2 separate regions of the Mus musculus genome follow, and region 1 is linked to region 2. The links are chromatin loops, found by intact Hi-C in ENCODE. Cell type or tissue: gastrocnemius. All regions are shown on one strand. Links, peaks and the distances in the headings refer to the core of each region. The heading gives the core; the rest is flanking DNA.

Region 1 (15,425 bases), core at 2,966-10,965, 990 kb before region 2:
GCCAAAACCTACCCAACTGCAGGCATCTACTGCTTATATAGTAAGTGAAACTTGTGCTCAACCAGAGAGAGTAGATTTAGGAGACAAATATAAAAGAAACAATAACAATCATAGTGTCAAGGGAAAAGAGATCCTTGCAAGCCCACAACATTCTTCCTATCAGAATGGGAGAAGTCCATGTTGCAATCTTTATGGCTTAATAAATGTTTACTATCGTTCCTAATGCAAAGCTCAGATAGTATGAAACATTTGTTCATGGTACCGTGATCACAAACGACTGAATAAGAATAGATAGTCTGGGAGAGATAGAGGGGACAAACACAGATGGCGCCAGGCAGATCTGCATCCAGAAGCTCTCCAATTCACATCAACACGGTCTCTAAACCTCGGTTTGTTCATTGCTAACATTGGGACAATTTTCCAGGGTTCTTGTGAGGATTGGAGGCTCATATCTGACCTCTAGAAGGAAAGAGGGAAGACGGAAGGTAGAGATACCAGGTGTTCATGCTTTAGGAAATGGGAGGAAGTCTCTACCTGAATGTCAGGACACAAAATGTTAGGTAAATAATATGCACACATCCATATCCGAATAGACTATGGAAAAAAGAAAGAAAAAAAAAAAAAACCCGGGTGGTTCTTTTAGCTGGTCCTACCATAGCTATAGGAATTCCAGGCTACCAAGCATTTCAACTCTGGGACTAGGAATACTGAGCAAATGGTTATCAAATTAATTCCCTCCCCTCCACAAAGACCCAAACCCCTCAAAGCTTAGAAACATCCCCTTCTTTGCTGCTTCTGACTTTGAATTCCTTAGAAGAAATATTTCCCTCTTTCTGAAGCTTTCGAACATATTCAAGTGGTAAGAAATATTTCTTGTCTGAAAATGGAAGTCAGGGATAGCAGGTACAGGAGGGAGGGTTGGGGGACGAGGTGGTGGGGGATGCATGCCAACATGTCTCCAGCCTGGGCATCTCCATGCTTTTCCTGCACCGTGGCCATCTCAGCAGGAGGCAACCGGGTGACAGCAATGCCTGCACTTCACAGAGTCTCAGTATGGTCAGTAATGAAGATGGAACCTACAGTTGGCAGAATCACTCTGAAAAGCAATAAAGAATCTACTGACAAGAGCTAGGTAGGAATATAACCTATGACTTTGTAATCCTGTGCTCTGGATTAGAATTATTTATAATCTGAAATAACTCAATCTAGGAGAAGCCAGTATATTCCAGCAACATTATTTATAATGAAACAACAAAACCAAACAACTGCCTGTAAATAAATGGCCTGTCTATCAAAGGCATGATGTGTTAATGTTGGGACTGGAGAGGTGATTTCATAGCTAAGAGCACACATGGCTCTAGCAGAAGACGTAAATTCAGTTCCCAGTGCCCATATGGGTGACTCACAACTAACGGTAGAGTCAGACACCATTTCTTGATACTCTATGATACTCATGTACACATACACACATGCACACACATATACATAAACACATACACTCATGCACACACACAAGTACACACACAAAACTCAGAAATAAAATCAATCTTTAAAAGGAATTCATTCATAAATTTTGTGGCATATTTATAACAGAGTATTATGCACCAATGAACATAAACTGAAGGGCATCCAAGAACATGAGTAGATCTCAAAAATGTAATAATGAAAGAAGCAAAAGAACCTCTGAGAAGAATGTGTTCCCTCCGCATAAAATTAATATGCAAAATGAAGCAGACTATAAATTGGGAAGAACTGTATAAAGATAAAACTGTGAGGAGTGCTAAGAAAATGGCTGGTTACCCTGGGGACCAAGGCAGAGATGAAATTTGAGCCCAAAGACTTCAAAAGAAACTGGAAATATTCTCATTTTAAGCTGACTGGTAGGATCAGACGTATTTATGTCTGTAATTACACTTTTAAATTGTTCTTATGCCCTCACCAACTTGGGTCTATGTATATACTAATTAAATCCTATTATTGCTATGCCTGTATAATGCATATGAGCATTGAAGCACAGATGCCAGCATAGCTGTGGTGGTTAGAGGACGACTTTTAGGAGCCAGGTCACTCCATCCACCACAGGTTTCAAGGTCTGAAAACAAGTCATCACACTTGATTGCAAGTCTTTTGACTCACTGAACTATCTTGTTAGCTTGTCTCTGAACATTTTGTTCCACTACATATATTAAATATATGTGTGGTCCCTTGGGTAGCCTCTGCTCTCCTTCCTCAGCAGGAGTCAAGGGCTACCACCAGGGTCAGCCTCAGCTACCAGAGTCTGAATGTTTGTGTCACCCAGTAATTCATATGTTCAAATCCTAACCTTTTGGGAAGGAAAGTTTTTGGTATTTTCAGCAATGAAAATATAAAGTCGATGGGATAGCTTTAAAGGAACAAGGCATAATTCTGTGAGGCTGAACAGTGTAGCCTATGACTCAGCGATTTTGGTTCCTCCGGGATCCCTAATGGGATCAGAGTACATAAGAAAGAGGACTTGCTCACTTTCCACTATTCTGAAGGTCCAGCAATACTCCTGAAAGCAAGACCCCACTAGACACTAAATCACTGGCTTTGAACTTCCCAGCCTCCAGGACTATGAGAAATAAATTTCTGCTTTCCATAAGCAACTCAGCCCACAGTATTATGTTATAGTAGCTTGAACGGACCAAGACAATGAGAGCTGTAAATTTTATGAAACGATTTTGGAACATGGAAAAGAGCACTATACATCAAAACGCACAACAAAATGTAAGTTTCCCTGGTTCTGCGCCCTGCCCCTTTGTAAGTTGCTTTTAAAACCCCCTTCTGGCACATATATGTCTTTTCAATACCTCTTACAAGCCTTTCTGTAAATTCCAAATCAGTTTTTCTCACCTTACAGAATCAAATGTTCTTACCAGCTCCTTGCCCTGAAAGCACTTATATGTATGATTTTAAATCTCATCAAGAACTATTGACTTCCACGACAAAATACTTTCAGACAGGAAAAGATACTGCTGCGTAGAAATCTAAGCGCACCCAACAGGAAGGGAGATACAACAGAAACTGACAGAGACGACCTATCTGTCTTAGGAATGAAGAAAATGAGTTTCACTGTCCCAGGAAGAATAGATTAAATAAACTGTACACACACACCAGGCTGGTGACTTTCCCCTTGTTCAAGGGGGAAGCAGGACACATCAAGTTGGGGAGCCTACACCTTGCCTGTCAACTAATGTTCTGGTAGGGGTTCAACTTCCTCTTCTCCTCTCTGTTCCAAAAGGGAAAAGGAAACTTCCCCTACCAGTTCTCAACTCTCCATCCCTTACATTACAGAAGGCCTGACAACGCGCGCGCATGCCTCCTTTTTTCTTCCAAGCTCCAACTTCCTCTCTGCATGGAGCGGTCTCACAGGACCTGCCGGCTTTGCTTCCCAGGTCTGACAGCAGACCTTCTAGTTTCCCCAGCATCTCCAGCCAGTGTCATTTCTTGACTTCTATTTGAACAGTTTTTAAAATGAGGCATTCCTTGTTCTCCTTCTGAGACAGTCTTTCTTCCTCACTCCAAATATTTTTTGACCACTTTTAAAACATCGATCTGCTCTCGGCCATTTGACTGTTTTCTACCAGGATCTCTGCCTTAGATTTCCCTTTAGAGTTGAAGCCCCATTTACCCAGTTGGTTTCCAGGTATATCTGCTTGCACCTCTTAGACACCTCAGATTCAGTGTTGTTATGATGGGGGTGGCCTTCTTCACTAGACACCACGACGAAGCCCCCTTTTCTCACAATACTCCGTACTTCCCATTTGCTCAAGTCAAGAAGCTAGAAATCTTACCCACTCAGGCTTTCCTCCTCCGGTAGTCTATTTCAACCAAGTCTTATCCAATCAACATCTGAAATGCCTTTCAGACTCACTTCTCCTCTCCCCTGCCCAACTCCATATCTGATAATTCATTATCTTTAAAATGATCCTCAAAACCTGTCTTCCCTTCAGCCATTCTCCACAATCCAGCCTGAGGAATCTTTCTGAACTATAAATCTGAGCATTAGTCACTTTCCCTGCTGCATGTGAATATACATGTACACACAGACACTGAGACGCAGAGACAGGGAGGAAGGCAGCTATGCACACATCCGCATGCGTGCACACACGTGCATGTGCACACACACCCATGCACACACACACACACACACACACACACACACACACACACACACACACACACACACACATACAGACACATAATATACTTTTAGTTGCTAGTATGTGCCCTGGGGTTTAAAACAAACCCATTAAAAGAGCTTGTCAGCCCTTGTCCCTATCCCAATCTGTCTATTAACATTAAGCTTCTCTCTCAGTGCCTGGTTCTAAGTTCCTGTCACTTCTAGAAAGTTCTCTCCACTTCCAGTATAATATATTCCCCATCATGCCCTGGGGTGACTGAATGATACCTGTCTTCCATACTACATCAACTCAGTCAGGTCCAGGGTCATGCTTGCTTCATGCCTACCTTACCCTAGTGCCTCTCAGACTCTGACCCAACTCAGGTACTTCACAAATACTGGTTAAGTAAATGGTCACACTTTTCCCTTGTAGCATTATTCAGAATATTTTATACTGGCAATACTCTAAATCATGGATTTGCCTGAATTTGTATATTTACAGTGATCATTAGAGTTATTGACTGAACTATAGGAAAGAAAATAATTAGAATAAGCTATGTCTGATCTCTCATTGGCTGAAAAAAACATTGAAGGAATGAGTGACTTAATGAAAATTAGAAATTGAACACACTTCAGTTACATGACCTAAAGATGTGAGAGAAAGGTTTTTAACAGTGGACTCAGGTTAAGATTGACGGCTTTCTAGGGTTGATACCTTCTAAGGTTTCCCACTTCCATGTTAGCATGCCTATTGGTGATGTTCTTCAGGTCTTGTTTAGGCAGCCATGTTGGTGAGATGAGCCATGGATGCAAGGTCTCTGACATTTCTAGGAGACACAGAATTACAGCAAACTTCCTGAGGCCTCAAACCTAGATAAAAATTACAGGTGACTAAGGAATTCTGAGAGTGGGAGAAATAGTCTTCCCTAGAAATACTCTTGGTATCTTAATAGCAAGTGATCAATCCTGAAATTATATACATAAAAGTTACATATATAATGTGTGTGTATATATATATATATATATATACACATATATGTGTGTGTGTGTATGCATAATGTACACACACATATACCAACATATATATTTTGTGGACTGTTATATATATAAACTTCACTGTGTTGTTCTATGTATTAAATAAAAGGAGGCCATAAATTTAAATTTGAGGGAGAGCAAAAGAAGTGAGGGAGGAAAGGGTAGGGGAAATGATGTCATTATATTTTAATTTCAAAGATTATTAAAAATGTATTGCAACCTGAAATAAAACATTTTTTAAATTATATACCAGGTGCAGTGGCACATGCCTGTCATCCCAGCAATCAGCAAGCTGAGGTATGATGATGTCCATGAATTCAAAGCAAGACTATTCTACACAGAAAAGCTCTGTCTTAATAAAATCAAATCAAATCAAATCAAATCAAATCAAATCAAATCAAATCAAATCAAATCATACACAGCAAGCTATTTTATTTAAGAACCAACTTAGACAGGGGATTGACAGATGTGCATTTAGTGTGCTCAAATGGGGTGGAAACAGGTACTCAAAAACATGTAAATTCAAGAAATTGCTTAATGACATCAATTAGTATTTACAAAGGTGGATTTTGCATTATCTGTGACTTATAAAGGTGTAGCCACCAATATCCTTCCTATGCTCTCCATTTCAGGTATTTTTCCATTTTATCCTCTCCTTTTACAAGGCAGAAATGAGGTTTATAGACAGCAATGCATTTAAACAAGATACAGTTTTTGCACTAAAGACCAAGATCAAGTCAGAAAAGAACACATTTAATCCACAAATACAAAAGAATAAAAAAGGGTACCTAAAAGAAACTGAAAGTCAGAATCCACAGAAGAAAGCACTAGAGGCAAAAGCATTGACTTTTCTAATGTAAATTTCAGATTTTGTTTGGGAAGGTAAACATTACCAAGGATTCCAGCAGGTGGCGCTCTGAACCAATGAATGAGGAACTGTCCTCAGCCCTACCATATTTTAGGTAATAAAATCAGTTCCTTTTGTGACACTTCAAATATGGAGTCTACACCCTCTGTAACACACACACACACACACACACACACACACACACACACACACACACACACACACATTTCTACAGTGAAACAGTCTGGACATGATAATATACCTGCACAGGCATGTAAACTGAATGTGTTTCTAATAGCCAATCTATCCTCTAATGGACCCTTCATACTGCCTAGTAAATATTCTACTACTCATTCGTATTAATCTCGCACTCCATATAACAGTCTACATTTCTGTGCTTTCTTCAAACATTGAAAACACATGACCTTCTCACTTACTAACAGGAGGCATAGGAGCTACCACACTGCCACAGCCACCATTAAATGAAGTCTTCTTTCTTCTTGTGCAAATCTATATGCCCCCATTCTCCTCCCAGCAAGAGGCCAAGGAGCTGGCCCTCCGGTTACCCAAAGTCACGGTTTTACTGGTACTCCTCTGACTGATGCTTCTCCTGCCTTCTCAGAAACCTGAGCTGCCGTATGCTGTTTAACATCACACTCTTGAACACTCAAACTCTACCTCTCAATGATTTTAGTTATGAGGCTTAGGGTATATGATACATGCACGTCCTGCTCACTAAAATACAAATGAAGCAGGTGGGCCTGTATATATAACAAGTTCAGCCATGAACATATCGTTGCTGAACCTCATCAGTAATGAGCTGGAGATGGGGTTCAGGGTCAGAGTGCTTGCCTACCATACTGGGCATGGGTTCAAACCCCAGCACAGTAACAGCACATAAAAGATTCAGGGAAATCAATTGAGGGATAGGTAGAGAGTGGTATTTCATAATACTTTTCTAGCTAGTTCTCTTTATTAAGGACAAAGTTCCACAACACGCAGTCAGAAACAAGCCTTCTCAGACTCCCGGCCTTCTTCCAGCTCAACACTCCCAACTTCTAGGCGTCTGACTTTCCAGAGCTCACTGCACGCCTGCCTGCGCTCAATCTCTTCCCCTCCACTTCCTCCAATCTCGCTTCAAATCTCATTTTTTTTTCTTTTTACCTCCTGCTCCACAATATCATCGCGGACCTCTGAGTCACTTTGACAGACATGTTTTCATTATCATTTGGTTGACTTCTCAGTAGCATGTGACACTCAGCCATGTCATGCTGTGAACCATTCCCTCTGCTGTGATGGGAGCTGTGGTATTCTGTTTCCCCATTGTCTCTTTCCCTCTCCAATCTTGCTCTAACTCCCCTCCGTTCTGTCATTCCAAGATGCAGCTTCTTGGTTCATGCTTAAGTTCTTTCTCCGTGAAGAAATGTGACGTGCCCCCCCTTAACTATCTCAAAAAAATTCCTCAGAAACTAAAGCTCTGAATTAAACTGATCTTTTCCTCCCTCCGATCTCCTTAGTCCCTTGTTTGTTAGACTATAAAGTGGTACACAGATTATAAAACTGGAGCGCTTCTTGTCAATCCTGCCCCTTTCCTACAGTTTCCGAAGCATTAACAACTCCTACAATCCTACTTCAAAAATACTCTTGCATCTCTTTGTATCCACCATTAGTTAACTCTCTCCAATTGAACGTTGCTTTTGCGGCTTCAGATGGGATCATATATTGCGTTCCAGCATCTCTCTTGATGTCCTTTTGCCCTGTTCTTTCAGTAACAGCTGGGGAATTAGTTCCAAAACACAAAGCTGTTCCTGCTATTCTCTAACTTTAGTATCTGCAGTCCTCTCTTCTCCCCAAACCCCCTCCCCACACACCTTTTAAAGATTAAATGGTAAAATGTCTTCCAGGGATCACAGGACCCTCTAGAGTCTTCCTATTGCTCCCCCCCAACCCCGCCCCAGCTTCGTATCAAATCTCCCGTATGCCTTACAGTCAAATAAAACTGTTTTTTAGTCCTTTATACGGGACATTTTTCCCTCCTACCTTAAGACCTTACTTAGCATGTGCTATTTCTCTGCCTAGAAAGTCCATTTCTTTGTTGTTAGCCTGGTTACTTTCTGCTTATCACTTAGATTCTCGTCATTCCAGAAAAAGCTTTTGCATAGCCTCTGGAACCCGCCCCCCCCCCCCACACACACACACAATCTCTCCATAGAGATCTCCTACATTCACAGTGCAAGTTTCTCAGGTATACCTAGGATAACCTCATCGCCTTCATCATTGTATCTGGCTTGGTGACTTGCACATACTGCATACTAAATCAATATTTGTTAAATGAATAAATGAATTGATATTTGTTTGTGTGGACTTGTAGGTTTCTGGTCACCTCATCTGTATCTAGGCTCCTTCCCTTTCGTCTCTAAATGGGTGCACAGGAACCCTAAACTCATTTTAATATTAATATAATTGTGTTTTTACAAGTCATATGTTCCAGGAAACGGAAGGAAGCATGCTAAGTACCACTTCTACACCAAGATCTGATATCAAATAGTAGCTGTTGTACCTCAAAAGGACAGATGAAAATCGAGGAGAACTCAAATCTCTACTAAATTATCACAAAAGTCTAGGACTTAAGCGAAATGTGCTTGACACAAGTTCCTTTAGAACCTGCTGCCTGAAATCTGGGAGTGAGCAATAGCGCTCTCTCTCTCTCTCTCTCTCTCTCTCTCTCTCTCTCTCTCTCTCTCTCTCTCTCTCTCTCCATTAGACGCACATGCACATTTAAGTAAAAAATTAAAAAGCTCTGTTAGAAGTTTGTACATAGCTGAAAAAGGAAGAAAAAAAAACCTTTCATGTTTGCTCAAAATAAATTTAACTGGTTCTAAATTGTCTGCTATTTTAGGTGGTACATTTCCTGAAAAGTGGTCTGGAGAGACAGCCAAAGGAAGACAAGATTATTAGGGGTTGTTAGCGGCTCCCAGCAGACATGCTACTGAGAGTCTGACTGAGATGAATCCATGGTAGGGAATTCTCCAGGAAGGTCCCTGGCCAGTAATGCAGCAACCAACGCCACATCTCCTGCCAGTTCCCCAGGCATTTGCTTTTAGCCTAATTCTATCTCTCAAGATCTCTCCTTCCCTCGTGTTCACAGACACACCTGCCCTGGCACCCCGTGATAAAGGTCCTACAGGGCCTAGGAAACCCAGTTTCCAGAGCCAGCACAAGGATTGCCAACCTGCTTGTGTTCCCCATTACCCCACACACTTGGAGAGAAATTCGGGGATTTCACAGTGATTATCGGGGGAAGAAAATGTTCTTGGAATAGAATCACTACTTAAAATATGTTGAACATTTCTCTATGTCTACCTGGACCCCACTAAGCAATAGCATTTTCAAGAACCAGACTCTTGATCCTGGTTAAATCCCACAAATCCTCAATACAAGCAATCTGATGACTGGTTGAAAGAACCATCCATAAACAAAAGAGAAAGGAATCGGTGTGGGCCTTTCCAGTGTAACCAAGTGTCTAGACACACCATGTACCCTATTTAATTCCGTCTTTTGCATGGGTCCTTATTTTGAGGTGAGCAAAAGGAAGCTCAGAGAGGTCCAGTAGGTGTCCCCAGGAAAACAGCAAAGCTTCAGATTCAGACACAACTCTGGGCTGCTCTTACTGTACCCACAGTTTGCCATTTACCTGATCCCAACACACAACGTGTCTTGTCATTTATTCTCTCAAAAGATTCATCATGGAAAACTATCTTTAGCACAGGAAGAAACTTTCTGTTTTGTTTCATAGCCTAAGCAACCTCTAAGGATGGCATAGAGGAGGTAAAATCATCATATCCCTTTGCATTTTCAGAACTACTGGTGGCGGGGCGGGGTGGGGTGGGGGGCATAAACACAAGACTGTTTTACGAAGAAGCATCTCTCTGTAAATACAAACAAAAATGAACAGTTTTTTTTTCTAGTAGGTGACATCTATTGGAAGCCACAGTGCCTTTGCAGGACTGGGCCCAACATATCTGTAGACCTGCCTGCCTATCAATCTATGTCTCTCTTCTTTCAACAGCCAAAATTATCCTTCCAACCTCCCAACCTCTTCCCTGGCTGAGATTTACCAATGTGTCCTGCACATTGTCACTAGCTCACAGGAAAACCTAACCCACAAGCTGTTTGTCACTATTTATCTGAGACTCCAGAATTGCTCCTCCAATGTGGTTTGAACACTTGGTAGAGAACTTTCTGTTGTTGTAAGGAAAGCGGGGGATCACTACTGACCATCGAGACAAGGGAAACCTGGGGATTTTGCTTCTTGCATTCCAGAAGCTGCCTGGTAAGCAGGGACTGCAATTGTGGTCTTCACTGACAGAAACAGTGTTACAGATGAATCTCCTATTGATTTCTTATGCATCAATCATTAAGAAATTCCATGTGTTTGTTTCAACTACCTGAGTAAGAAGGTTGTTACCACTAAATGGTATTTTAACTACACAAATGGGAAGGCTACATTACCAGTGAACCGTGTTTCAAGATAGAAAGGGAGACATGGGAAAATATCAGATTTAGCTAAGTAGAGGCCATTTGGCATCATTCAGTAACATTCCTACTCTTAAACTCTGAATTCATCTCTCCAAGTTGGACCCTACCTAAGGTGTCTTGGCCCTGAAATCTGACTCTAATTTATTGTCATTCAGACACTCACTGAGACACCATCCCCTCCAAGAGGTTCCCCCCAAACCACTGCTCTGCATGTCATTCTCTACCTGACTCATCCCTATAATTCCTTCCTTCATCGCACCTATCTGTGCTTCAGATTCCATGGTAGTGTTTACCTGTCATTTGGCACATCCTAATAATATTCATCCCATAGGGAGGTGGGCTCTGCTCTCTCAGATGCAATTGCCTAGAATGATGGGAAATGGCACAAGTGAGTAGTGGATAAATGCTGTAAAGAGAATGAATTAATGCATGAAGAAATTGCCCATGTTCCAGCTCCCTGGGAACTAAGAGGAATCACTTTCTTGTTCCCATCTTCATAATTCATAGCCAGTCTAAATCAGCATTAATTCTTTCAAATATATCCATCAAATGCCCAACATATTTCAGGTACTGAGAATACAGTAATAAATAAGACAGATCTCCCCACATACTTTGCAATTAATAATAAGCTCCAGCAACTCTAAAACATTTGATCCCTAAAGTGTACTGACGTTATAAAAAAAAATCTGAAGTGGAAACTTCTAGTTTCTTTGGAAAGTCAGTTATGTCAAATGATGGTTTGCTGGGGCACACAGGTGAAAGGCTATTTTGCTGGAGCAGACACGGGAAAGAATGTTTTCTTGAAGCAAACACAGGAGAAAGGAGGTTTTGATACAGCAGAAATGTGAAAGGCCCTATAATGAAGGAGTATAAATATGACCCCACAGACAATGGGGGACAAGCATTGAGCATTGGTTTGGTTGGCTCTGCCTCACTGTTCTTCACTAACGACACACATGTATTGGTTGGCCTTACATAGCGTTGTTGATCTCCACTAGTGGTAATGCTGCCATCGAGAGAAACTCTCCAAAGAGCTGTTCATGAGATTCTTGGGGCAGCTTGTCACTTCTTCTGCCTCACCTCAGGCTGGTTGGTGAGCCTTTCCTTTCCGGTTCTTCAGGATTGACTACAGCTGCTGGTTCCTGTGTGGTGTCTGCCTGCCTAGAGGACTGGTCTGCAGCTGCTGAATCACATTGGGTGTTTGCTACGGGACTCAAATGCTGGCAAAGAAGATCGAGCTCACCCCCAAAGAGCTGTTGCTGAACAGGTCCACTTCCCTCTCATACTAATAACTTTCCTCTTCCACTACCTCTGCTGGGTGGTGGGCTAGATGAAAGGTCAAATGTTTATTAAAAGTTGCAAAAGATATATGCCTACAAAAATCTGTTACTATTTTGTTTTGAGTATCTTTGAAATACAATGGTTTTAATATTCACAAATTGGGAACTATTCCTCATGTAGTAGGAATAAAATTGTTATCACACACAGATGAATTTTTAACCAATATAGAAAAACTTGATATCCTTCAAGTTCTCAAAACATCACTCCTCAAGATGGACACATAAAGCCAAAAGCTAAGGGAGGTTTAACTATGTGGAAACTTCTAGATCCTTTCAATGAAGTGGGTAGGAAATGTCTCTACCTAGCTAACTGAGAAGAAAAGTCCTCTTGTGAGGCACAGAAGGACCGTTGCCTTCAGAAGGACACTCCCAGCTAGGAACATTCTGACAGTTCTCTTTCCAAGGTATTCCAATTTTGCACCAGTGTTGTGTAACAGCATACATAAGCAATGACTTAGAGTCCCACACTGGATCACTCAACGGCCAGACACTTTTCCCACAAGGAAAGAGGTTGGGGTGACTTGTAAACAAACAGAACCTTCACATTTGTACAGAGGCACACCATGGACTTTCTTTCTCACTAATTTTCATATTTCTAGAAAAGATCACATAACCATTTCTATAAGTAAGCAAAATAAAGTTCAGAAGGCAGCTACACCTTATGCCAAGAATCTCTGATTCCATGCTAGCCATCAGCAAGAAAGGCTCAAGTGAGGCTCGGGGCACAGAACTTCACATAATGAGAGGAGCTCACCATGTCACATCATGACCAAGAATGAACAACCCTCAAAGAAAAGCCTACTTTTGTGCAACATACTTCCCCGCCTTTATTCTTAGCTTGGGTCCTGATGGTTCCATGACATGCAGTTACTAATCTTGCAGACTTGTTAGCCACAAGAAGCTTAGCATGAACCCCGGTCCTTGCTCTGACATTTGCCAGTGCACGTAGAAACAACCTCCTTCCAATGTTTCCTGTTGCTAACCAGGGATGTGAGATGAGGACGAGAAAGGGAAACGTGATGTTGAGATTGCGGTTGGAAAATGTGACTCATCCCTTGCTTATACTCCGTCCACTTACTCAGACTCCTTCCACACACACTAATATTTTCTCACAGCTTTGAGTTCAAACCCAATGAGAAAGAATATGTCTAACAACAAATAAAATGCTCCATGAAAGATTTTTTTTTGGAGGGGGCTGGATTTCTGGTCTCAACTTTAGACTCCATAGATCTGATGAGTTACATGTGACTGAGCATCTTCTAAGATAACTCAGAAAGGTGGAATTTTTGTTTGTTTGTTTGTTCATTCGTTTTTTCTGCTTATTTTGGCTCTGACTACAAGACTCTTCAGTCCCTTTAAAACTCCTCTGCTTTAAAAGATGAGCAGAAGTTTCATCTTGCAAATAAACATACTTCAGAGGGGAAAACACCTGCCTCTGGCCAGAGTATAATCCTGTGTTATCAATTCCCTAAGCCTAAACATGGTTTGGTTATGTCCCAATATGTGCCTCCCTTTTCCTGCCCAAACTTCCTCAGAATGCAAGTAAATGGTTGTGTCCTCTGGTCTCCTTCCCAAAAAGTCCCAGTGGGAGAGAGGCTGACTGTCTCCAGCAGGCAGGCAAGGGAAGGTGTCTTCTCAGATTTCTCAGGATCACCTGAGGTGGAGGTCAGTTCTCGCCAAGGGCAGCTTCATCCAGATGAACATATACAGCAGTAGCAATGTGCAAGGGAGGGAGCCAGGACAGCCCCAAATAGAAACCCCAGCTAGAGGCCAGTGTGACCAGGCTCCCAAGCTGGCTGGATGCAGCCTGTCAGATGAGACCTGGGAAGGTGTCAGAAACTAATAAGGGTTGCCAGGGGAGTGAGAAAGCAGCTTGCTGGGCATTATAAAAATGACATTCACATACACATAGGAGAAACATAACAAACTTCACCCTGAGAGCATTTAGGGGAGGCCTTCAACTTCCTGGGCATAAGTTCAGCCAACTTGCTTCTGGCAATTAGTGGGTTGTTTTGTAGTTTATTCTACTGAGATGATGAGCAGAGTGTGGTAGCATTTGACCTTATGGATGGATATGTGAGTGATGAGTCGGAGCATCCGAAGTGCTAGAAATGCAAAAGAATAGCTGACAAGGACTGTGAGAAATTATCCTCTGTATGAACCCCAGCTGTTCCCTCCCCTTAAAAGGAGCACTTTGGTTAAGGTGGGCATTATCTTAGAGAACAACTGGCCATTTCCCCTTTCCATGTGGGTCAGTCTGCCCCTAGGTTTTCTCAGAGAGAAAGAGAGAAAAAAAAAAAAGGTAGGAGCCAGAGTGGTTAAAATAACCTGGGTTCAGGCATCATAATTATTTTGTGTCTATTATCCCATCACGAAGCAAAACAGTATCAGTTGAGAAGAAACATGTAGCCGAAAGGAAGAGAGAAAAAAAAATGAAGATGGAGGGAAGCAAACGGGAGAGAACGTTCAGGATTCCTGAGGAAAGAGCTTCTCTTTCTCTTCTTGGAGCCTCAAGGGATGAATAAATATAATTACCAACCTAGCATGACAACATTCAAAACAAAAGAGGCACATGCCAGGTGATCATCTCTGCCGGGACTCGAACCCAGAACCTCTGGATTAGAAGTCCAGCGCGCTCGTCCATTGCGCCACAGAGACCTCACCACACACACAGCATCAGCACCAGAACTGAAAAAGCACATACCTTCTGCATCACCGAGCCATCTCAGCATCCTGCTCTCTGAGCGGTGGGGGGGACAGGGACAGCTGGAAAATCTGGAGTGGAGATCCACCAGCCGGCTCCATCAAAGGTTTTTGCAATATTGTGAGTCTTAGGTTCCTCGGAGGATTGGAAGAATGTGACAGTAGTCATTTTCCAAGTCCCAGGATCCCGGAAAGAGCAGGGCAGAGGCAGGAGCCTTTGCTCTCTATCGCTCCCTGTCCCTAAGGGAGGATAATGGGAAAGTCTCTCTATTCTTATGCTAATGAAGCAGAGTACACCCAGCCTGGCGGAGAAGGCAGAAGCCATCTCTGCTTCCACCCCCATTTCCTCACTGTGGTTTCATCCTGGTCCAGATATTCTCAGGCAAAAGGCTGGGGAAAGCTGAGGGATTCAGGAAAAACCCCCGATTCCAGAAACAAAGAATCTGCTGCTATATAAAAACACAAAACGCAAAACCCTCAATGAGCAGAGTTAGAGAAAGTCAGGGGAGCCAGGCAGGAGATTAGTTTCTTCCTTGCTCTCAGCTTTAAGAACTGTATCTGTCAAACCCAGCTAGAAGGTTCAGGAGTCTGTTATTATGTTACTTCAGTATCCTTACGAGGACTGAGGGTGGGTGGAGTCAGAAAAGTATATGTGTGTAAGAGTGTGCATCTTTATGTAGGTCTCTCTCTCTCTCTCTCTCTCTCTCTCTCTCTTATCCCCCTGTCTTTTTGTCTGTGTGTCAGTGTGTGTGTATCTGTGTGTCTGCGTGTCTGTGTACACACAAACAGGGAAGGGTAAGGCATGAAAGTGGCAGTT
Region 2 (15,425 bases), core at 3,740-11,739:
GATGATCGTATCCTTAAAAGGCAGAAGGACCTTCAGTGCTCACAGCACACGTGTGTAAATGTAGGTCTTTTTCTTTGCACCTCATATTTCCACATATATATGGTGAAAAAAGAAAAAGACTGGAAAAGCCTCCTCCACCATACTAACATCAACTATTCTGGTTGTTGGGATTACAATGACATTTTCTTTTCACTTTTGTGCCTATGTGCTTCTTCCAAGTCTTCTGAAATAAGTTATTATTAATTTTATGAAAAAATGTGGTTTTTTTAAGCAATAAGATGTGAGAACAACAAACAAAACCATTCTTTTTGTTACAAAATAATTTTTTTACTATTTACACGCAAATCCCTACGCTTCTTTCACCTCCCAGTTCTCGATGATAGACTTAGAAAAAAAAAAAAAACAGGTTTGTAAACAGCTATAATTAAGGTCTGAAGCATATATTTCAAAGAGGCCAAGAGACAAAGACGAAATAAGCAACTGCCAACTAATGGACGATTGATCCTTAGGTCCAAAATGTGGGTGACGCCTGCTCTGGATTTACACCATGCATTTTCTGGATTTATATCATGTGTATCTGCTCAGTAGTATTCAATCAAATGGGTTGACATTTGGCCAGATTCATGGCCCATGAATTTTAACAGGAGATAAAATTTGATAAAATCTATCAATCTCAATGCTTAGTTTTCCAAAAATATTTATGTCAGCCATTTATCTACATAAAATATTTAAGGGACCATCGACTCAGCCTGAGATCAAATATGTAGGAGATACATGTATTGCATTAGGAGAGTGTCCCAGGCTGAACAGCATCTTACAAAGTTTATGCTACAAGGATGGGTTCTCGTCTGGAGACTGGGTCTTTGCCAATAAGTTTTTAACTTATTATGAACTTAGAAAAGAATTGATTGATCGAAGATAAAATGAGGATATGTGATTATTGGGAGGAGAGACTAGAATAAAAATCCACAGTCAAGATGGAGTTCTCTCCGGCAGGGCTGGAGGAGGGTTAAACTTCTGCTCAGAGCATTCAACAGGAGGGATTTCCACGTAGGCCTAGACCTGGGAGCCATTTAGTTCACACTGTAATTTTCCCTTCTCATGGGAAGTCACGCACCCTCTGCGGCCCTGGGAACTGGATAGGAAATACTGAGGCCTTGAGGATCAAGACTGATAGGGAACTGAGGACAAGAAGTGTCTGCCAGGTGCATCAGCGAGGTGGGGGGGTGGGGGATGGGAGGGTGGGGGAGGGCTCTGACATTGGAAGGAACATGGAAGTCACCACTTCAGGTCCAGTGACATCAGTGTGAGGCACCGATTTCAAACACTGAGCGGACAATGCATGAATCTCACCTCTGTACTTATCTGTTACTGGAAGAGAGAGAGAGAAAGAGAGAAACTTGGATCAAGACACTACTTTTATATTCAAGACATGTCGCATGGGAAGTGTTCAATTACAGCTGATGGCACGGTGACACATGCCAAGCTCTTAGGAGGCAGAGCCAGTGGCCCCACAACTAGACAAATAAGGGCTCCTAACCCCTTTGAGATGTTCCTGGCCCCCCCCCGGGGGGGGGGGTTCAAATCTAGGTTATCAAGTCAGTGAAGTTACCTGACTTACAGTGAAATCTTGATCATTTCCTTGAAGGACTATAGATAGTGCCATGAGTTGGTTTGTTTGTGTGTGTGTGTTTCAGTCCAAGTAGATCTCTCTGTCATCTAAGCAGAACATTTGTGAAATGAATGATAGCATATATTCAAGGACCCAAGTAAGAGAACTGTTAACCAACAAGGTAAAAATCTCCTAGAGGAAAAAAAAACAAAAAAACAAAAACAAAACAAGCCCCGCCCCCACCCCAGCATTTCCAAAGCTCGGAGGAGGGTGGGGAATGAGTTCAGTGTCTAGGCTGGGAGCCACCGGGCACCATTTACTGATGACCGATGGCAGAAGAAGCAACAATCTTGATGTGCCATGAGGGCACGTGGAGGAAAGTGGAGGGGACTGGGACTAAACCATGTTTGAAATCTGAGCTGCGTGAGAGGGAGTTAGCATTTGCCTGAGCATCTCTACGCTGTAAGCCTTCCCCTGTTACCTCAGTGGCTCGCCCTCTCTGGCCTGACTGGTACTGGGGTATACAATCTTAAAGAAGATTCTCATGTTGAGCTCGCTACCATACATGGGGCCCACTGCCATTTCACAAAAGAAAAATCTAGAAAGGTCAAGTCCCCCTCCCAAGGTCACCCACCTTAGTGGTAAAAGAGCCAGGAAGGGAAGAAGGTCCGTCCTCCATCCCAGGCTGTCTACCTATCCGTCTAGACTGCCTTGCCAGTCTGCAGGAGAGTTCTGAGGTTTGCTCTTACAGCGAGTACAAGCTTGGTTGGCACAGTGACACTTGGCACAAACTTGGCACAGGCAGGAAGAGATCATGAGTTACGGGACAGCCTGAACTACACAGAAAAACTCTGTGCCGATAGATAAACAGGAAAGTAATACGTACAGATTCTTGTTGGGTAGCCCAGGCTACCCTTCTCACTCTGTGCTTCAGACTAGGCCCTTACCAGACTGAATCATTAACCAGCCTGGAATTAATTCTCTACCCCAAACCTCTTTGGCTTTCCCACCCTTTCACTAACTGGATTATAGTCGCTAGCTTAGGCTTCCTGGGCCCTCTGCTCCTCTCCTACATCCCATACACAGACATACACTTGTACACACACAAACACACACACACACACACACAAGCACACATGCATGCACGTGTGAGCTTTCCAACCATAGCCAACAGGATACAATCCTGCATACTTGCCTCCCTAGAAAGACAAGATGAGGAGTGTTGGAAAGCCCTTTCCATCCCTGAGACGTGCGTGGACTCCTTCCTCTGTGACCAGGAGCTCCAAACTCACTTCCCACCATATTGTTTGAGGCACTGAACCAGATGGTCCAAGGTATCCTCCCATCTCTGCCTCCCCAACAGTGGGATTACAAACGCATGCCACCCCCCCTGAGTGTTTTTTGTAAATCCTGGAGATCGGAAGGCATGCTTGGGAAGCAAGTAGTTTACCTCACAAGCCACCTTCCCAGCCCTTATCAGATTCGCATCACTTCCTGCTGGCAATGGCCCTCTAGCAGAGCTGCCAACTCCCAACTCCTCTCCTCCCTGATGAAGTCACCATGCCATCCATATCCTACTGTGTGTATCTCTCTCAGCATGAGGGGATCTCACAACGCCCCAGTCCTTCAGTGGAGAGAGCCTGACTCCTTGGCATAACCAGCCTTGCCTCTCTGTGTTCTGACGCTCAGTTTCTGGTCTAACACGTGTCAGACTCTGCTTCTCTTTTGCTGTGATCAAACTCTGGCTGAATGCAACTTCGGGGAGGAAATGGTCTATTTGGCTTATAGGTTACAGCCCATCGTTGAGGGACAACAAGATAGACACTCAGGACTGGATCTTGGAGGCAGGAACTGATGTGGAGGCCATGGAAGAGTGCTGCTTAGTGGCTTACTCTCCACGGCTTGCTCTGCCTCCTTTCTTGTAGAACCCAGGACCACATGCCCAGGGGTGGCACTGCCCATCATGGGCTGGGCCCTCACTCATCAACCAGCAATCAAGAAAATGCCTCATGTCCCTGTGTGATGGAAGCAACTCTTCAATTGAAGTTCCCTTTTTCTAGGGACTCTAGTTTGTGTCAAGCTGACACAACCCATTCCCACCTGCTGCAACACTTGCCTGCAACACCCACCTGCAGCCCCAAGCACTTGCTTTTGTGGCAGTGGAAACTTATGTGTCCTTCCCTGGCTGCTGCTTGGCTAACACCTTCGAGCCCTTCAAGACTTCTCTTCCCTGGAATGCCAGCCCTGTCCTAGTACCAGTCATAGCTGCCACCACCTTCTGGGCACACCTCCCGCCCAGCAGTTATCACTGTGTGCCAACAGCCTGTTTGTTTTCTGTCTCTCCCACCAGACTTTGAGCTCCTTGAAGGCAGTGGTTATGTATTATTCATTTCTGTCTCCAGGCCTAGCTCCACCAAAGGCAAAAGATACAGCCATAAATGGACAAGGGAATGGTGTTGCTAGAGCACTTTTCCCTGTGGCCTACCAGGGTCAGCCTAGTGAAAAGACCAGGGTGTCTTTGGTGCTACAAGGATGGGGCAGTAGTTAAGCAACGAGAGTTATCACTTGGTCCTAGGGGCTTCACATAATGGATGAAGCTTATTCTGCAGGAGGTAGTGGGCGTGACATCTTTGGAAATGAGTAAGCGCACCTACATCCTGATTAAGCCTCACTCCACAGACAGATCTCACACCTATCTCCCTAATAGGTTCTTATGCTACAAAGCACTAAAGTCCAGCTCTCTTCCCTTCTCCTGCCCTAAGTTGCTATCACACTATGCCCATCTGAAACTGGGTGGGCAAGGAGGTAGACACGAAGGGCTAGAAAACTGCACCTGCTCCCTAGACAGTCAGAATGTTACTTTGTTGTTAGAGACCCTCAAAGGTACAGATAGTTGTTTCTGCGGTATCACAGACCAAGATGCGGGGGCATTCTCCCACACATACGCACTAACCAAGGATCCTCCAAACATTTAACATTCTCATAACATTGTTACATTGTAGTTTCTACACTACACAGGAGGAAGGTCGTGAGAATAAATAGCCTAAGAGGTCCACCATGATTTTGGAGAGGCAAAGTGCCACCTAACCCTACCAATACATCACCCTCCTCCTAAATATTCATTAACAAAACAACAACAACACAACAACAACAAACCCCAAAACTTCTATAAACCACAATCAGAACATGCTGGGTTGCTTCGCATCTTGAGGTTGTCTACTGCAAATTCACTGGAGTGTTTGCTTTGCTTAACTTTGCTAAATAAACTGATGAAACTGCATATGTCTCTTCTGAATTTGCTTCTTCAAAAAGACGAGAAGCAAGGGACCTGGAAATATCTCCGCAGCCAACACTTCCCCATCCCCCAGGCTTTTCTGCTGCCTCCCTCAGTCAGGATGACTCTTCATCCTCTGCCTATTCCTGCGCTGCTGGAAGGAGCCCCCCCCCCTCTTTGGGGTCAAATGGAAGGACACTGGTGCCCAAACTCTTGAAGGTACAGACTCCAAGACCCCCTCATTGCCATACTGTGGCTCTCAATGCTGCAAGCCGCTGACTGGTCGCCTAGCGCCACCTAGTGGTCAAATTCTTCATCCCTCTCCCCTCCAATCAGGCCTCCCAGTTTTCCCTGCTATCCTGCACACCACTCACACCCTCTCACTCCCCATCCACCCCACCCCACCCCGCTTAGGAAAGAAAACCTTTGAAGACCCTAGGCTGTGGAACCACAGACCAAGGGGTACAAGTGTTAGCATTCTGTCTGAGCTCCACCCCACAGTTACCTGGCAATAGGCAGGTAGGCTTGACCCACTATAAAAGGGGCTGCTTGCCCTCTCCTCTCTCTCTCTCTTGGTCTCTTGCCTCTCTCTTGTCTTCCCCCTTCTCTCTTCACGTGATCATGGCCAGCCTCTCTCTCTCTCTCTCTCCCTCTCTCTCTGTCTGTCTGTCTCTCTCTCTCTCCCTCTTAACTCCCCTCCCCATGCCCTGAATAAACTCTATTCTATACTATACTGTTGTGTGGCTGGTCCCTCAGGGGAAGGGATGTGTTGGCATGGGCCTGCTGAGGCACACCCTTCCCCCATACCTCACCACATCTCCTTAGAACATATTCCCTCTTCTCTTTCTCTTTTTATAAACACATCAACAGGTACTCCCCGCTGGCAGCCAGAGCAGGGTTTGAGGCATTAGACCACGATGTCTGGAACTTTCTCCCTCAGTCCTCAGCCAACCAGCAAGGTCTGCTACTCATGCAGAAGGTGGGGCTCTTGTCGGTTCGTGTGTCCTTCAGAGAAATCTCTGAGACCTCCTGAGTAACTCCCTGAGGAGGGGGAAACTGACTCATCTATAGTTTGACTCATCTATAGTTTGCCTGAAGTAGGGTTGCCTGAAGCCTGGATGGGGAGGAGGCATCCAGTTTCTTGACCATGCATTGTCTAGCCCAGACTTGTTTTGTTTTAGAGCCTATTTCTGCTTCAGGAAGGAGTTAGAGATGAAGAGTTAGATAGCCGTAAGGTCAGAAATATCTTTATTTGACCTATCAGTTTGGGCCAAACAACTCAAAACTATGTGGATGGTCCAGGCTTCCTCCCTACAGCCTTCCAGAGCCCAGCATATAGAAGAGTGTCAGCCTCAGGAGAAGGTGGGAATTTCCCCCCTCCCACAGTCTCTGCTTCCCCTGCCTTTTACAGTAAATTTAGAACTCTGAGTTTGGAGGTACAATTTGGGGTTAGTTATTCTGCTCATGGGCCGGAGACACTTTGGTTATTTGTGTTTTCCTTCCTCCTTTAGCAAAAACTATTATTCTAATTCAGTTATGTGTTCATATAAAAGCAAATGTAATCTAGGCTGAAATCCTGGTTGCATATTCGTTATTACACTTATTTTTACTTAAAATTATTTCATGATTCCCCTAGAAAGTCTTTGGTCCCTAGACCACATGTTAATCAATGTGGCCCTTGTATCTTGAAAGGGAAACACTTGCTGCACCCCCTGCCGGTAGAAGCAGCAATAGCGGTCTCTAGGACCACAGGGAAGTCTTGGTCACTTTGTAAAAAAGTGTTGGGGCCCGTGGTTCTTGATAGCCTCTCTGTATGGAAATCTTCAAAATAGCCAGAAAATCAAAGATCCAATCAACTAACTTACCCTTGGCTTGTTGTTTCCAGAATCTATATATTCTCCTGTGATTAGAGTTTATGGCATTGGGATGGAATTCTATCACTGTGAAATTGCATGACCTAATCCCATCACTTTGAGAGGCTGAGGCAAGGGAACCATGAATTCAAAATAAGCTAGGGTTACATATCTACATGGTAGACTTTTTTTTTTATCATTAGAGAGATAAAACTAAATGAGGGTGGGCCCACAAAACTGAGAGACCCGTCTAATTCATCAAAGCAGTCAGTACCATAAGGTCTCACACCAAACACTGCTACTTCTTGGAAGCCAGGGCTCAGTAGCCTGCTCGGCTATTTAATAAACTGGAACTTTTCTAACCAAAATATTTTTTTCTAAGCATTGGATCAGGTAAATCAAAGCCTTGGCTCACTGGCTGGAAAGTTAGGAAAACATCTGTATTTACTGATTAAACTTCTTTGGCCGTGTTAATAGAATCCTTGCATAAGCACATCACTTGGTAGAATTTAACAAATTTGTTCTGGATTACTTTTATAAATAGAACAAACGAATACTACATTTAAAACTAAAGCGGAATGTTTTGCACGATAAATGATAAAAAGGATGGCTTTGCATTCCGAGAGTTTCTTAAACCCAAAGAAGAAATATCAGGTTCCCCCTAAGTGGAGGGGGGCAAGGTGCACCTGTAGGAGATTAGGAGTGGAGTGTCCGGTTTTACATAAATAATTGTATTGTATCATGAAATTGTGAAACCTGATTTGAGAACCCAACCACACAGCCTCTTAAGTCCCACCCCCCGCCCAGTTCCCAGGTTTTTAAAGAGAAAAACTTAAAGTCGTCAGTATTTTTCAAAGGTTTCTAACTGAGAAAGAAAGAAAGAAAGAAAGAAAGAAAGAAAGAAAGAAAGAAAGAAAGAAAGAAAGAAAGAACAAAGAAAGAAGGGAGGGAAGGGGGAGGGAGGGAGGGAGGGAGGGAAGGGGGGAGGGGGGAGGGAGGGAGGGAGGGGGGAGGGAGGGAGGGGGGAGGGAGGGAGGGAGGAAGGAAGGAAGGAAGGAAGGAAGGAAGGAAAAAAGAAAGAAAGAAAGAAAGAAAGAAAGAAAGAAAGGAAGGAAGAAAGAAAGAAAGAAAGAAAGGTAGTTAATGGTGACAGCTAATCTTTGTTTTCACACGTCATCTCATTCATTCTCACAGCAGGGTGTAATCGTGTTATTAGGTCAAAGCCAGAGGAGGTTAAAGAACCAGTCCAGGATAGCACAGCTAGGCAATGTGCTCTGGATCTCACTTCGTTCTCTAATTCCTCAGAGTTCTGTCTCTGACACAGTGGAAGGCTTTGCTGAACAAAATGAAGATGTGAGCCACTTGGAACAGCGAAACTCTGCTTCTATCTGGGGAGCTTAGCGTAAAATAACCCCCCTTTTTTACCTGTTAAAAACTGATTTCAACTAAGATTTGTATGTATTACTAGTCATATAACCTTTTAAATTTTCGATCACTGTTATAGTATAGTTTTGTTTTTAATTTTCATATTTCTTTTGGATTCCCCCAAATATTTGCAGGAATTCTAAGGAGTCTTCAGACGCCCAAATGATGAAATTCCAAGTAAAAGTCAGCTCGGGACAGACATACAATATCGTAGCCTGTAGCATCACCTACTGGTATGTTTGTAGTATTGCAGCCATCTTGGGTTGGAACTAAAAGGAGCAGGTTGGGACTAAATAATATGATCTCCGGAGTAACAAATTCTTTTCCTGAAGAGAAAACAGAAAAGTAGCTTTAATATCTCCCAGCACAGCCAAAGTACTGAGTCCTGGTCCTGGGTTTCCATAATTAGCTGTACAGATTTGGGTAGGTCGTTCCATCTTAAGTACCTTGTCTCGAGGCTTTTTTCAGTTATGTTCTTCAAAACACTAAGCTCACTGCCAGACCCCTTTACAAAAGGTTAGCCCGTGGTGTGACTTCCTCTTCAGACCCAAATTCAGGCAAGTCTTATCCCTTTCACATATACAAGTTTTTGAATGAAGTTCTTTTCGCAAAGACTTCCACAACGCTTCAATAAATTTCATCTATGCATGTGTGTGTGTGTGTGTGTGTGTGTGTGTGTGTGTGTGTAGAGTGTGTAGTTATGGTCAGCCCATATCAACATTTACTGCACCTACAACTTTTTAAGGCTCCACACTAAATCTTTATGAGCTATAAAAACAGGAGTCCCAGCGAAGAACTCAGATGTTGGCTGCAGGATAAGGCAAGTGCGTCATCTTCCCGGTCTTTAACAATCTGGTCCATCAATTGGAGGACCCCCCCATGAGATATTATCTCTGATTTTATAACAAAAGTCAATGGGGGAAGAGAGAGAGAGATTGGGAGGGAGGGAGAGAGAGAGAAAGAGATCTTTTTATAGCCAATCTAGCTGGAAGGCATCTTTGCTATAAAACTAGTGTTTCAGGAGTCTCTGGGGGGAGAACTCGAGACAGAGCTGAGCTCGGAGGCCATCACCGTGTAGCTGTGTTTCTTCTCGTGGGAACTGAAGCGATTAAGAGATTTGTGGGCATTATCTATTGCGTTAAGCAAAGTATATAAGATTCAGGTGTCCTAATACAAATATCCACTCTTTATCATCAAGGGCATACATATAAAATAGCAGCAAGTGTCCCACGATAGTTCAGTTTCTCTTAAAAGACCAACTTGTTTGATTTCTAAAAAATATTTCTACTGGAGATTGGGAAGGAATTTATTTTTTCAAATATTCAAGTAAGGCAACAATCATATTCCAACTAATTACTATTAATCATTTTCTCTGATCTTGAGGTTTTTCTAACAACTACAGCTTATTTATTATTCACAGCATTGCCAGAAAGTGCCCCCATTTTGTTCCCCTTTTCCAGAAGAAGAGACTGAAACACACTTATTAAATAAACCATGAAGTTACAGTTATGTCCTGACTCCAGCTGCAGGCTCCCTGACCATTCAGACAAGCCAGAGAAGCCTCCTCCTGCACAAATCTAGGAACCGCAGAGGAGCAACTTGGCTGTTGCCTAGCGTGGTATGCAAGGACACAGAGTCAGTCAACAGCTTTCACGTCCCTGTCTCTTAGCATCTGCCCATTGTGCCCTATTACAACCAAAGGGAATAGTTAGTATGCATTGTAACTTCACCAATCAGCTCGTTTTCTTTCTCAGGTTGGGCCCACTTGGGTGGTGTTAGAAAGAACGTGCTGGCAGGTGCCACATTCTAACAGGCACAGAACCAGAGTGACGATACCTCTCCTGTTCTTCCCTATCCTAGATAGTTCAAGAAACACTAGACAGGATATGTGGTTTGCAGGTCCTGGCTGAAAATAAAGTTTTTTTCTCAAATATCTGATTAACCTAAGAGCACTGCCACGGACACCCCCCCCCCGCACCCTCCCCCCCCCCAGTGTCTCCAATCAAGGAGGAAGACCCGTACTCCAAGGGCACAGACAATTCTCAAGGGGGGGGGGTGGTGTCCTAACTTTTCAATTATCTTCCCAGAAATGGGGCCAGTAGGTTGGTTCTCCCGGTCAGACTTTACCAGCATCACAGACCCACAGAAGGACAGGTCTGCTCCGATGGATACATTCTGTAGCAAGCAAAACAATGAGCTGCTCTCAGAGGAATGACATAATCACCAAGTCTTTTCTTCCCTTCTTGTAATGTGTATAATTTGTCTTCTTTTGGAAAGGTACCTGTAAATTTTAATGCAATTTTCTTGAGAACAATAGCAAAGTCACAATTTCCTAATCACTTTTGTTTCCCAGGAGGGAAGGAGAAAACCTTAACTGCTTGCTGAGTGACTAATACAGGCCCTTCAAGGCCCACAGAGGAGAACTGAACCAGAAGTCTTCCAAAAAGAATGCTATCCCTAATTTGTCAGACCCTTTAAGGCAATAAAATATTGTATATGCAGCGATGAGGCAAACCCACCACAGTCTGACTACAAATCCTTAGGTGACATTGAAGCAGAAACAACTCAGGACTACAGGACTGGAGAAATAAACACACACACACACACACACACACACACACACACACACACACACACACACACACACACACGTGCCCTGAGCATCCAAAGAAAACACTAGTCACAAGATTTCTGGAAAGGAAGAATATTAAGGACATTGTCCAGTCTCCCATCTGATGCATTTCTTTTTCTTTTCTACAAGATGTTTGGCAAATGATTGGCCTCCCTGCCTGTTGTACAGAGACTTTGAGGAAGAGACTGTCTTATTCAACACCACAAACAAGAGCTTGTCCCTCGGGCGACTATAAATCTTGGGTAGTGTTCGGTTTCCCTGCCAACCTGCTAAATAAGCGCGAGTTTTTCTCAAGGTACCGACGGGAAAACAGAGGCTGCCCATCACTCTCCGTCCACTCTGCCCTCCTACCCGGCTCAGGGAGGCAGCTTGCTGCACAAGAGGCCCACTTTTCAATTTGAGGATCAATACAAGCTAAATAGGTGGTATTTCCAGCCCACAGGGGCAACCCAAGCCAATACATTTAAAGCTTTCCCTTGGGGATTCTCTGATGAACCGACCTACAGGGTAGAAGAGAACAAACAAATCATTGTGTGACAGAGTCCACAGAGGAGTGCGAGTCACAAGTCACGCTGTCGCCCAGAGTCGAACACCACCACCATCTGGGCTGTCAAAGTCAAACACCACCACCACCTGGGGCTGGAGTGCTTGCTTGCTAGCTCGCTCTCGACCCCAGGCTGCTCTAGGCTTGTTGGAGCTACCACTGAGAAAAGAGTGGAGATTTGCTTCCAGGCAAAGCTGCCTTGTCAGATCCGCAGATAGCGGATGGAGGGTGGAGGGTGGAGGGCAAGGGATGAGAAGGTGGAGGTGGGATGGGGTGGAGGGTGTGGGTGGGATCGGGTGGAAGGTGGGGGTGTGGGGGTGTGGAGGGTGGGGTGGAGTGGAGGGTGTGGGTGGAGGGTAAATGGGTGCTGGTAGAGCGTGAGAGGGTTGGGGTGAGGGTGGAGAGTAGGTGGGACACAGGAGTGTTCCATGATAGTCATAAGAGGTCCCTTCTGGTTTAGGTGAGGCCGCCCACCTCTCACATGCAATGTCACTTCAAGGGTGGTTTTAGTGAGGACATTATAAATTTGTTTCCCATGTTGAGACTGAAACATTTCTGCAGAGACCCATCATCTCCAGGAGACCCCACCATCCGTCCCCATCTAGACAGATGAAGCTCGTCCATTGTGAGGGAGAGAGCACAGAGAAAACTGAGCAGGCACGAGATGAGAGCCACCGTGAGAGCGCCCGGCAAATTTAAAAGAGCTGTCTGAATTTATTCTAGTAAACGATGACAACGGCACTTTAAAAAAAAAAAATCCTATGATCATCCAGATAGAAAACAAAACAAAATAAGCTGTTCACGCCGAGAAAAATAGCAGATTTCTCTTCTGCAACCTTGAATGGAACAGTGTCACTCAATCGCAGGACAGATAATAAATCTGTATAATGGAAAATGATACAGCTGTGAAAACGAGTGCAGTCCGGGATGCGAGGCAGTGCAGGTGAGAGGCAAACACATACTACTGAGCAAAAAGAGTCTCCTACAAACACGAATCTATAAGACAAGACACAGTTAGTTAAAGGATACCCAGGTAAGATGTAAAAACTGTAACCAGCAATCAAGAACACATTGTTTCAAAAATCAGTATAGTGGATTCCTTTGGGGGACCGAAAGGGGGTACAGTTGGAAGCAAGTTCTAAGTACTGGTGATATGTCTTTGCTGGGTAGTGATTTATGGGTTGTTATTATTATTATTATTATATAAATGGCCAAGCATAGTGGCCCACACCTTTAATCCTAATACTCAGAAGGCAGAAGCAGATGGAGTTTTATGAGTTCAAGGCCAGCCTCGTCTGAATGACAAGTTCCAGACCAGAGAGGTAAACAGTGAGACCCTGTCTCAGAGAAGAAAGTAATAAATTACATAATTGCATCCCATAGGTTATTCCATATATATGATTTATATCACATTTTAATTTTGCTTTAAAAGACTGATGAGACAGCTCAGTGGATATAGGCACTTCTGACCAAGCCTGACAACCTGAAGTTGAACCCCTGAATCCACGTAGTCAAAGGAAAAGAACCAAACATTCTCCTCTGACCTCCACACATGTGCCGTGACAGGCTTGCACACCCTCGGATGCACGCAATAAATAAACAAACAAACAAAATATTATTTGTCATTCAAATAGAAAATAGTATCTATTAGGGTTCTCCAGAGACACAGGGCTGCAAGGATGGATGCAGGGAAAAGATGTGCGTGAAAATGATTTCTCATGAGGGACTGGTTCAAACCACTGGGGAATCAGAAATGTCCTAGTAGCTGCCTTCTTTGGCTAGAGTCCCGTGAAGTATGTAGTCCTAGTTAAAGCCTGAGACCTGAGAACCAGGCCCCACAAAGGTATTAGTCCCAGTCTTGGTCCTCGTGGAAAAGAACCAAGACCATGCCTAGGGGCAGAAAGATAGGCACTCTCATTCTTACCTCTTGGCAAATCTACTCTTTCTTTCTCTTTGTGTTCTATGCAGGCCCTTAACTCGCTAGTGACGGCTCCACCTTGGCAGGGAGAGCTACACTCAGTTGACTGATTCAAAGGCCCAAGAGACCTAGAGATGTCACTTTGCCAGCTACCTCTGCAATTTTGACTCAGTCAAATGACATATAAAATTAGTCATTGCTATACATATGTGTATACATGAAAATTAACTTTCAAAGAAATTAAGGAACATATCAGTTAATGCAAGAAAAAAATTCACCATAGCAACAGCGAAGACTTGACTATGTACATTTAGGATAACGTTGGCAGAGTACAGAGGGATGAGCGAGGGCATTACAATGGGCAAATCTTACTTTGAAATGAGATGCAAATTTCCTAATTATTTTTAAAAGGCAAATTAGATTAATAAGTATATTAGGGTACATTAGGTAGTGTTAAATGTTGTTAGGATTTATAATAAAAGAATGCATGTGGTTCAACATTAGAAAATCTTATTATAAAGCATTAAATTTAGAGAAAAGCCACAGGATATCAATACATATGGAAGTCATTTGATGTGGTAAAATTCAACAAGCACAGCTTATATTAATAAAACACAGGGCATCAGAAACTCATAGAACACATATATTTTGACAGTGGAAAATGTTTACTGCATACTTAAAAGTCAGATGCCCAGACATCAAGACAGGTATAATATAAAGGTGTGGGCTAGCATGCTTGGCCTTTGTTACAAAGCTTCTAGCCAAGTGTAATACAGCAAGAAGAAAGACTGAGAAAGTGTACAAACTGAAAAGGTAAGTATTATAATTTTTGTGTAGTTTACTTGAAAACTCAGAACTAACTTCAGTTTTTCCTAATTCTCATAATTTGTTCAATTGCCAAGATGATCGTAGACATTAACAGCAGTGGTTGTAATCTTAAATGCCACAAGGAACCAGCAGACACCAGACATGAATGAAGCTCATGGGGACTGTTAGAATCTACTGTCACCAGCTCTGTGTGTTTGTCCGGAGTGATTTCGAGTCCGGCAACAACCACTGTATTGCCAGACAGGGTAGTTTCTTCCAGAGACATTTGTAAAGCCAGATTTTGGAATAAAACTTCCTGGTTTTTACCTCTAGACAAGCAATTCAAAAACTACCTGAACCAAACTCTTCTGTAGGTTAGGAGCCTGAGAGGTGGCTCAGTCTGCAAATTGCTCGCCGCGGAAGCCTGAGGGCCCAAGTTTGCAAGGGTAAGGCTGTAACCGCAGTCCTTTGGATACAGAGGACAGGAGGCTCTCTGGGGCTTGCTGACTAGAAAGTCTAGCTAAACCTGCAAGTTCCACATTCAGCAAGAGACCCTGTCTCAAAAAACAAAGTAAACGATGACTGGGGTAGACACCTGACACTGACTAACCTCCACACGTGGACTGGCTAGTGTTGTGTGTCAAGGTCACCAGGGAAGAAGTAGCCTCCTTTGAGGAAGTGCCTCCATGAGATCCAACTGTAAGGCATTTTCTCAATTAGTGATCAGTGGAGGAAGGCCCAGCCCATGGAGGGTGGTGCCATCCCTGGGCTGGTGGTCCTGGGTTCTATAAGAAAGCAGGCTGAGCCAGCCGTGGGAAGCAAGCCAGTAAGCAGCATCCCTCTATGGCCTCTGCATCAGCTCCTGCCTCCAGGATGCTGCCCTGTTTGAATTCTTCAAAGATGAATCGTGCTGTGGAAGTGTAAACCAAATAAATCCTTTCCTCCCTTATCTGCTTTTTGGTCACAGTGTTTTGTCATAGCAATCAAAACCCTAACTAAGGCAACACACATGTGCACAGGCATTCACACCCACACAAGAACAAGTGCACATACATATACACAGAATACATACATCTTCACATATGTATGTATGAACATACATGCACACATATATTTCCATAGGCTAGATATGATCATGGGCCTCTAAGGTGCAATTTTTTTTTTTTTGAGACAGGGTCTTACATGTAGTCCTAGCTGGCTTGGAACTTACTATGTAGACCAGGCTGGCATCAAACTCACAAAGATCTGCCTGCCTCTGGGATTAAGGTATGTGTGTCACCATGCCCTAGTAATGTGCAACTTTAAATTAAATGTGTTTTATTATGTAACTAATGTGTCAATATCTTAGGAGAAAGGGGAA

Evidence for each region. A loop is a pair of places that touch in the nucleus more often than their neighbours do. Peaks named below come from ENCODE experiments on the same cell type or tissue, not always from the same donor. Only the 100,000 strongest peaks of a DNase experiment are listed, where the experiment ranks them.
Region 1: it touches region 2 in a loop (7-fold over the local background); 27 of 42 quality-filtered maps call a loop at or near these places.

What each region holds. Positions count from the first base shown.
Region 1 is chr1:173,389,467-173,404,891 of GRCm38, reverse strand. It overlaps n-TRtct5 (a tRNA gene), which reads right to left and starts at 14,563; the gene lies at 14,490-14,563. It also overlaps a transcript of Aim2 not described here. In gastrocnemius, for the core only: a CTCF peak has its summit at 6,070 (motif pointing right); DNase peaks (open chromatin) are centred at 6,098 and 7,248.
Region 2 is chr1:172,402,184-172,417,608 of GRCm38, reverse strand. No RefSeq gene overlaps it. Among named protein-coding and RNA genes, the nearest start is that of Pigm, 33 kb to the right of the region's middle. In gastrocnemius, for the core only: CTCF peaks have their summits at 6,605 (motif pointing left) and 8,399; DNase peaks (open chromatin) are centred at 5,181 and 6,605; H3K27ac peaks cover 240 bases.